Linked DNA regions of Homo sapiens: region 2 is linked to region 1. A link is a contact called in ENCODE POLR2A ChIA-PET data. All regions are on one chromosome and are shown on one strand. Each heading gives the region's core, a stretch centred on a gene start or an enhancer-like site at or near the end of the contact. The rest is flanking DNA. Distances are from core to core; before and after follow the strand shown. Region 1 holds the start of PRELID3A (PRELI domain containing 3A). Region 2 overlaps ABHD3 (abhydrolase domain containing 3, phospholipase).

Region 1 (4,799 bases), core at 87-2,586:
CAAGGGCCCTGCCCTCTCGCCCTATCTCATCCTGGAGAAGAGTACCCTCTTCTTAGAACAAGCATCTCACTTCCGTGCACTTCAACTTCGTTTGTGGCAGTGCAGGGTACTTTGCAAAGCTAAAAAGTAGTTTATGCGAAAGGGAGACTCTTTTTCCTTAGAGGATTTGCCAAGTTGTAATCACAAATTCTTTTTGAGATACACGTACATTTTTTTAAAGCTAAATAAGATTTCCCCCCAGTTTTATAACTCAAGAATGTATTTTCTCAAGGACTTGGGAGTCATCTCTTTGAAATGTCATCCCCGTCTCCCAGTTTTGTGGGAGGGTAGGAGCCCAGCTACCAGAGAGCACCTGGCTTCAAATTGTAAACCTACCTCCTGTCATAAAGGTATGAAAATTCATTTTTCCTTTGGATAAAGGCAATTAGCAAACGCAAATGGCCACTGCATTTACCAATGGCCACTCCATCATCAGGCGAATTTAGGATGAACTCTGCGACAAATGGTGTAGTGGAGTCCCCTCCCCGGAGGGCTGTCTCGTTTACCTCGGGAGCATGCGTGGGGTAGGTTGCATCCTCCCGGCTGTTTGATACAGGCTGAGATTTCTGTCTTTGCAGCCTATTTGGCGGATTGCTTGTGATGCACATCACATGCTGGTTTTGTTTTGTTTTGTTTTGTTTTGTTTTGTTTTGTTTGAGACGGAGTCTCGCTCTGTTGCCCAGGCTGGAGTGCAGTGGCGGGATCTCGGCTCACTGCAAGCTCCGCCTCCCGGGTTCACGCCATTCTCCTGCCTCAGCCTCCCGAGCAGCTGGTACTACAGGCGCCCGCCACCACGCCCGGCTAATTTTTTGTATTTTTAGTAGAGACGGGGTTTCACCGTGTTAGCCAGGATGGTCTTGATCTCCTGACCTCGTGATCCGCCCGCCTCGGCCTCCCAAAGTGCTGGGATTACAGGCGTGAGCCACCGCGCCCGGCCTCACATGCTGGTTTAATGTTTGTTCAAGACCCAAACTGCAGTGGAGTTTTGAGGGTTGGCAGGTTTGTTTTTCATCACACGTCCCCGACAGTACAAACCGGCGTAGCTGGACAGGGCCTTGGGAGAATTTGGACAGTGGGAGTAAGGACGAGCGTCGCCTCCTACGCCCGCGGCATCTGCAGCAAGCGCGCATCGCGCACCCCAGGGTAGCAGCGCAGGTCTGGGGCTGCGCCACAGCCGCGCCCGCAGAGCTATTTTTAGCCGCTGCAGCCAGCCTAGCCACCAGACGGGGTGGGCGGCATCCAAGGGCGCCCCGCCCATCGAGGCCCCGCCCACGCCGCGCCCGGAGCCGCGCGGCCCGAAGCACCCGGCCCGGATCGCAGAGCCCGCGCCCTGCGCCGGCGGCAATGAAGATCTGGAGCTCGGAGCACGTGTTTGGGTGAGGCCGGGCTGAGGGCCGCGGTGGGGCCGTCCAGACGCCGGCTCCTGCTCCCGAGCCCGGCTGGAGCGGTCCAGGAAAGGCCGGACCTCACAGCGGGCCTCGCGGAGATCCCCGCCCCGCGCCGGCCGTTCCCAGACCGCAACTTCGGCGTCCCGGAGAGGGCACGCGCGCTTCCCCGGGACCGCGGTCTGGGCGAGGCTCTGCGCCGGGTACGGCCTCTCCCCCGGCGTGCGCAGGGGCCTGGCTGCAGGCACAGAGGCCCCGCTGGTGGTCGACAGCCAGGGCGGGGGCAGCCGGAGCGGGGGCGGCCGGGGCGGGGGCGGCCGGAGCCGGGGGGGCGGCCGGGGGCCTGGCGCTCGCTGCTCTCCTTGGGGTCGGGAGCAGGGCAGGGGAGAGGCCTGCAAGCTGGCGCCTTTGCTGAGATTGTCATAAACCTTCCGCGCGTTTCACGGAGGGCCCACGGCGGGCTGTGAGCTCTGGAGGAAGCTAAAGGGGCAGAAGGCATTTCGGGGGCCCTGGCTCTGAACTCACTTGTAGGCATGGAAGGCCTCCAAGCTAGCGTGGAAAACCTCGAACTGTTTAAAAATGCTCCCCCGGCACACGGATGGAAGTGGAGGTCATTATCTTAAGTGAAGCCAGGCCCAGAAAGACAAGTATCGCATGTTCCCACTCCTAAGTGGGTGCTTAAGAATGTGTTCACATGGATGTGGAGAGTGGAACGTCAGATGATGGAGACTCTGAAGGGTGAGGGGGTGGGTGCAGGGAGGATAATGAGAATTGCTTAATGGGTGCAAGACACCTTCCCGGGTAATGCATACCCTAGAAGTCCTGACTTGACCACTACGAAATTTATGCATGTAACGAAATTGCACATATACTCCATAGAATTGTGCAAATAAAAAGAAGAAAAAAGTGCCCTCCTAACCTAAGTGGTATCTTTTCCTTAAGTCAGTGATCTGTGACACACTGAAATTATTCTTTAATGTTTATTTACAGCAACAAAGATTTTTTAATTATCTGACCTCACTTAAGCATTAAATATTTTATTTTGGGGGGAAAAAAAGTACTGCGTGGAAGGAAATTGTCATCCTTTGACTCTTTTTATTTATTTTTTTCGAGACAGAGTCTCATTCTGTCACCCAGGCTGGGTTTTTTTTTTTTTTTTTTTTTTTTTGAGACATAGGCTCGCTGGGTCACCCAGGTTGGAGTGCAATGGCGCGATCTTGGCTCACTGTAACCTCCCCCTCCTGGGTTCAAGTGATTCTCGTGCCTCAGCCTCCTGAGTAGCTGGGACTACAGGTGTGGGCCATCACGCCCGGCTAATTTTTGTATTTTTAGTAGAAACAGGGTTTCGCCATGTTGGCCAGGCTGGTCTCGAGCTCCTGACCTCAGGTGATCCACCCGCCTCGGCCTCCCAAAGTGCTGGGATTATAGGTGTGAGCCACCGTGACTGGCCTGACTTTAAACATGTAAAATTATAATAAAAATATATCAAGTGGTTTCAAAACCTCTGAAATTATTTTTCATGAAGTCTTTAGACTTGATGGGATCTAATTTTTTGTATGGCTTGCAGTGTTTCTCAAGTGGGTTTCCATCAGCAACAAGGATGGGGGCATCACTGAGCCGTCTGGATGCTGTGGACAGTTAAGTCATTGCATACCAGGAGTGCCAGGTGGTTGGGGCTCAGTTTTCTCATGGAATGGCCGAGGTCTGCCCTAGAGGTTTGTGAAATGTCTGTGGACAAGCACAAATGAATAGCTAGCTGTGAAAAATCACAGTTGATGCTTTTGAAAATTGTTGCAGCTGCTAACTCCCATTTATTTTTTTTAAGCTTTACCGAAGGATACTTTACATACCATAAAATTATACACATTTTAAGTGTATAATTCATTAAGTTTTGCTAAGTATGACCATCACACACACAGTCCAGTCTTAGAACACTTCTGTCCTCCTGCAGAGGTGCCCCATGCTCATTAGCTTCACATTTTACCCCATTTTCACCCCTGCCCCAGGCAACCAGGAATCTTTTCTGTTTCTATGAATTTGCCTTGTTGGGACATTGCATGTAAATGTCATCCTGCAATATGGGGTGTTTTGTGTCTGTCTGCTTTCACTTAGCATGATTTTCTTGAGGCTCACCATGTGGTAGAGTGTCAGTATTTCATTTCTCCCATCATTCATTTTGTATTCCTGGCACCCCGCCGGGGCCCGGCGCCTAGCAGGTGCTCGGAAGGGGTGAGGAATCTTACATGGAGATCAGATGTCCTTCCAGGACAGGGGCAGCTATCCACCAAAGGAATCCCGGTCATCCCTGGAGCTGCTGTGGACTAGGTGCTGATTCTCTGCCATAGACTTTTGAACTTGAAAGCAAAGGGCCGTAATGAAGCCTGACAAATGTGGAATGTGGCTGGCCGAGGATGCTGTCATTGGCCTGTGGCTGGACGGGTTATGAATGATGTGGTACCATGAGGTGGTACCATGAGGTGTCATAGCATCCAAATGACAGTACAAATTGGAAGTCTGGCTTCCTGGCTGGACTTACTGTGTAGTTTTCCCCTTGTTTCGTCCATTGAAACCCCTGATTTTTTTCCTTTGAGGATTATAGACCTTTCTTTTTCTTTCTATACTTAAAAAAAGTTTGTTGTACTGTTAGGTGAACATTTGATTGGAAATAATACATTTACTTTTTTTTTTCCTTTTTTTTGAGGCAGAATCTTGCTCTATCACCCAGGCTGGAGTGCAGTGGCACGATCTTGGCTCACCACAACCTCTGCCTCTCCGGTTCAAGCAATTCTTGTGCTTCAGCCTCCCGAGTAGCTGGGACCACAGGCGTGTGCCACCACGCCTGGTGAATTTTTTTGTATTTTTAGTAGAGACAGAGTTTCACCATGTTGGCCAGGCTGGTCTCAAACTCCTGACCTCAAGTGATCCACCCACCTCGGCCTCCTGAAGTGCTGGGATTACAGTACTTTTGAAATGAAGAAATAATTAGGCACAAACAGTTTGATCTTATCAAGTTTTCTTCCTGTGTCCACATTGAGAAGAAACTCCGCCCCTGAGATCATCATAGCAGACAGCAGTGTAAACACTCAGACAAAAACAGAGAGCCCGGGGAAAGGCCACTGAATTAACGTGTGTGTTACCTAGACAGGGGTGAAAGTAGTTTAAATAAAATTAAAAGTATATGGCCAAAATATAGAAAGGGGCATTTAAAAATGCGGGCGTTTCACAAGGTCAGGAGATTGAGACCATCCTGGCTAACACAATGAAACCCTGTCTCTACTAAAAAATAAAAAAAAAAAAAAATTAGCTGGGCGTGGTGGCGGGTGCCTGTAGTCCCAGCTACTCGGGAGGCTGAGGCAGGAGAATGGCATGAACCCG
Region 2 (4,594 bases), core at 801-3,300, 9.3 Mb after region 1:
TCAGGTGATCCACCCGCCTTGGCCTCCTAAAGTGCTGGGATTGCAGGCGTGAGCCACCGCGCCCAGCTGTTTTTTGTTTTGTTTTGTTTTTTGTTTTTTTGAGACAGCATCTTGCTCTGTCACCCAGGCTGGAGTGCAGTGGCAGTCTCGGCTCACTGCAACCTCCGCCTCCTGGGTTCAAGCAATTCTCCTTCTTCAGCCTCCTGAGTAGCTGGGATTAGAGGCACCTGCCACCATGCCTGGCTAATTTTTGTAGTTTTAGTAGAGAAGGGGTTTCACCATGTTGGCCAAGCTGGTCTCAAACTCCTGGCCTCATGCAATCCACCCGCCTCGGCCTCTCAAGTGCTGGGATTATAAGTGTGAGCCATCACACCTGGCCAGGGATCAGTATTTTTCAATGCTTCCCAGGGGACTCTAATGGGTGGCCAGAGTTGAGAACCTCTGCAACAAGAGAATAAGTAGGGTGAGAGCTAAGCCAAGGAGGATGCTGCAGTGGTAAGAATGGTAAAACCTTTCTTGAGTGACTTGGGAGAAGGGAAATCCAGTTCTATATGGGTCTGAACTCTTGGATTCCTTGAAGTGTATGGGGAAGTACTCCCAAACATCTCATACCTTACAGGATCACCTGACACATATTAAGCATGATACCTAGCTATTAAATTATTATTTCTAAAACTCTTCCATTATTCAACAAAACATTCTTTCTTTTATTTTGAACTTTTTTTTTTTTTTTTGAGCTAGGTTCTTGCTCTGTTGCCCAGGCTGCAGTGCAGTGGCATGATCATGGCTCGCTGCAGCCTCAACCTCCTGGGCTCAAGCGATCCTCCTGCCTCAACCTCCTGAGTAGCTGGGACTACAGGCACGTGCCACCATGCCCATATCCAGCTAATTTTTAAATTTTTTGTAGAGACAAGGTCTCATTATGTTGCCCAGGCCTGTCTCCAACTCCTGGGCTCAAGTGATCCTCCTGGCTTGGCCTCCCAAAGTGCTGGGATTACAGGTGTGAGCCACCACACCTGGTCACAATCTTCTACGTTTAAAATTTTTGTTATTATTGGACTGCACCTATCAATGTTGGGAGAAAATTCTCAAGGATTAAATGTGTTCACACCTACACCTGGCTGAGACCAGCCTTCCTGGGTTGTTATATAGAGGAAGGTAAGGGGAGCAGGAACAGGTTATTTTTGAAGCATTTAGGAAAGGGCCGACTTGGGTGCAACAATATGTCCAGTAGGGAGGTACTGCATGTGAGAAAGGCACTGCCTGAAGGTAGAAGTTTGAAACTGAATTGTGCCTTGGCTGGCCCTGACCTCTATACCCCTCCTCCCTCTGGCTATCAGGGAGGTCCTTTAATCCTTTCTAAATGCCTTCTTCAGAAAATGGCCCACAGTGGGGTGGGGTGGAGGAACTGGAGGGATGGGGTGGGGGAAGAACTCTAAGTCCCTCCTACACTACTAGCTTCCATGGAAAAGCTAGTAGAAAACAAAAACAGATTTCTCTAAACCTGAGTCCTTAACCCCAAAGAATCTGAGGTTGGAGGGACGATCCTCTCTCTGAAAACCCTCCTTCCATCTATCCCCAGATTTTCAGGCTGACTTGACTGGAAGCCAGTACTGAAAGGTCAAGACACCAGGCTGCACAGCCTGAGTTCCTGCCGTGAGACCACTCATCAGCTTTATGACTTCTGATTGTCACCCCACTTCTCCAGAGGTGTCCTCATCTGTGGAATGAGGTGGGTTTTTTTTTTTTTTTTTTTTTTTTGAGACTGAGTCTCGCTCTGTTGCCCAGGCTGGAGTGCAGTGGCATGATCTCGGCTCACTGCAACCTCTGCCTCCTGGGTTCAAGCGATTCTCCTGCCTCAGCCCCCCGAGCAGCTGGGACTACAGGCGCCTGTTGCCACGCCCAGCTAATTTTTGTGTTTTTAGTAGAGACAGGGTTTCACTGTGTTAGCCAGAATGGTCTTGATCTCCTGACCTCGTGATCCACCCACCTTGGCCTCCCAAAGTGCTGGCGTTACAGGTATGAGTCACCGCACCCAGCCTGAGGTGGTTTTGTTTTGTTTTGTCTTTGAGGATTTGTGGACCTCTGAAGTAGAGCCATTCAAAATGCCAGTTCAGGATAAGCTGCTGGCATCAGAATGTAAATCAGCAAGCTGCTTCTCTCATTAAGGAAATATTGCGATGAGGGAAAAAAAGTCAGCTTATCTAAAAAGTGTACAGAACTGAAATTGGTTTATGTGCTTTTAAAGTATATTAACCATTATTTAAAAAAAAATAATTTACAGGCCGTGGACCTGGTAGCTCATGCCTGTAATCCCAGCACTTTGGGAGGCCAAGGTGGGCAGATCACTTCAGCCAAATTTCAGTTACACAGGAGGCATAAGTTCAAGGGATCTATTGTACATCATGGTGACTATCATTAATGGCAATGTATTATATACTTGAAAGTCTTCCCATGGTGGAGGGAGAAAGCTCTGATGTCTCTTCCTCTTCTTCTACAGGCACTAATTCCATCATAGGGACCCTGCCTTCATGATCTCGCCTAAGCCTAACTACCTCCAAAGGCCGTGCCTCCTAATACCATCACCTTGATGGGTTAAGGCTTCAACATATGAATGCTGGGGCAGGGAACACAAACATTGGGTCTACAACAATATTTTATAGCCATCATGATGTGTAGAAAGTGCTGACCTGGGAGTCAAAACCAGCTCTGAACTCATCCACCAAACTTAGGTAAATCATTTACTCATTTAAATGTTCTCAGGTAATGTATATGTTGATTAGCTTGATTTAGCCATTTCACAATGTATACATATTTCAAAACATCATGTTGTATACAATAAATACATAAAATTTTTGTCCATTTTTAAAACTAACTTTTTTTTAAGGCAGAGTCTTGCTCTGTAGCCCAGGCTACACACAGTGGTGTGATCTTGGCTCACTGCAACCTCTGCCTCCTGGGTTCAAGTGATTCTCCTGTCTCAGCCTCCCAAGTAACTGGGATTACAGGCATGCGCCACCACACCCAGCTAATTTTTGTATTTTCAGTAGAGACAGGGTTTCACCGTGTTGGCCAGGCTGGTCTCGAACTCCTGGCCTCAAGTGATCCACCCGCCTTGGCCTCCCAAAGTGCTGGGATTACCCGCATAAGCCACCGCATCCGGCCTTAAGTTGGCTGACATTCTATCTCAGCTCCTTATCTTGTCTGGGACTAGAGTCAGGTACCCTGAGGAAAAGAGTTGGTCCACAGGATACATTTTGGGCAGTGCTGCTTTAAATTATTTTCCAGCTTCTGCTTGACTTTCTTGGCCCTCCCTTACCTGCTGAGCCAGCCCTAACTTGAACTAGAAAGCACCTAAAGGAGGATTTTCTTTTTAAAGCTTTATGAGATGTAATTTGCATACCATAATTCATGTAGAAGTCAATGGTTTTTAATATATTCAGTGTTGTGCCATCATAATTTAAGAATATTTTTATCACACCAAAAAGAAACCTCCATTAGCAATCATCGTCCACCTCAAGCCTTAGGTGACCATTAATCTACTTTCTGTGTCTATAGATTTGCCTATTTTGAATATTTCATATAAATGGACTCATACAATGTGTGGCCTGTTGAGATGAGCTTCTTCACTTAGCATAATGCTTTCAAAGTGCCCATGCATTCAAGACTTCATTCCCTTTTTTTTTTGAGACAGAGTCTCGCTCTGTTGCCCAGGCTGGCGTGCAGTGGCACAATCTTGGCTCACTGCAAGCTCCGCCTCCTGGGTTCACGCCATTCTCCTGCCTCAACCTCCCAAGTAGCTGGGACTACAGGTGCCTGCCACCACGCCTGGCAAATTTTTTTTTTTTTTTTTGTATTTTTAGTAGAGATAGGGTTTCACCGTGTTAGCCAGGATGGTCTCGATCTCCTGATCTCGTGACCCGCCCGCCTGGGCACTCCCAAAGTGCTGGAATTACAGGCGTGAGCCACTATGCCCAGCCGACTTCATTCCTTTTTAATGTGGAATAGTATTCCAGGATATGGAGCTATCACATTTTGCTTATCCATTCATCTGTTGATGAATATCTGGGTTGTTTCTACCTTTTGGCTATTATGAATAATGTTGCTGTAAATATTTATGTACAGGTTTTTTTACTTTTTTGTTTTTGGTTATTTATTTATTTATTTATTTATTTTTGAGACGGAGTCTTGCTCTGTCGCCAGGCTGGAGTGCAGTGGCGTGATCTCGGCTCACTGCAACCTCCACCTCCCGGGTTCAAGCGATTCCCCTGCCTCAGCCTCCTGAGTAGCTGGGACTACAGGCACGCACCACCACGCCTGGCTAATTTTTTTGTATTTTAGTAGAGACAGGGTTTCACCATGTTAGCCAGCATGTGATTCACCCGCCTCAGCCTCCCAAAGTGCTGGGATTACAGGTATGAGCCACCGTGCCCAACCTATTTTTATTTTTTAGAGACAGGGTCTCTGTTGCCCAAGCTGGAGTGCAATGGCACAAACACAGCTCACTGCAGCCTCAAACTCCTGGGGCTCAAGCAATCCTCCTGTACTCAGCCTCCCAAGTAGCTGGTATAACAGGCACATGCCACCACACTTG

Evidence for each region. ChIA-PET counts read pairs that join two places held with the same protein, here RNA polymerase II (POLR2A).
Region 2: POLR2A ChIA-PET joins it to region 1 with 10 read pairs in AG04449. The contact joins the enhancer-like site here to the promoter of PRELID3A in region 1. POLR2A ChIA-PET finds 5 or more read pairs at or near these places in 2 of 52 experiments (AG04449 and activated T-cell).

What each region holds. Positions count from the first base shown.
Region 1 is chr18:12,406,593-12,411,391 of GRCh38, forward strand. PRELID3A (PRELI domain containing 3A) reads left to right here and starts at 1,337. Exons shown (of 7, transcript NM_001142405.2): 1 at 1,337-1,415. The coding sequence starts at 1,384. RefSeq lists enhancers at 736-1,397, 1,398-2,057, 1,915-2,164 and a silencer at 1,135-1,714.
Region 2 is chr18:21,673,526-21,678,119 of GRCh38, forward strand. All of the region lies in intron 4 of ABHD3 (abhydrolase domain containing 3, phospholipase), which reads right to left. Among named protein-coding and RNA genes, the nearest start is that of MIR320C1, 7.7 kb to the right of the region's middle. Within about 2 kb of position 2,051, at least 4 of the 41 ENCODE cell types and tissues checked have a DNase peak (open chromatin) inside an H3K27ac peak, as active enhancers do.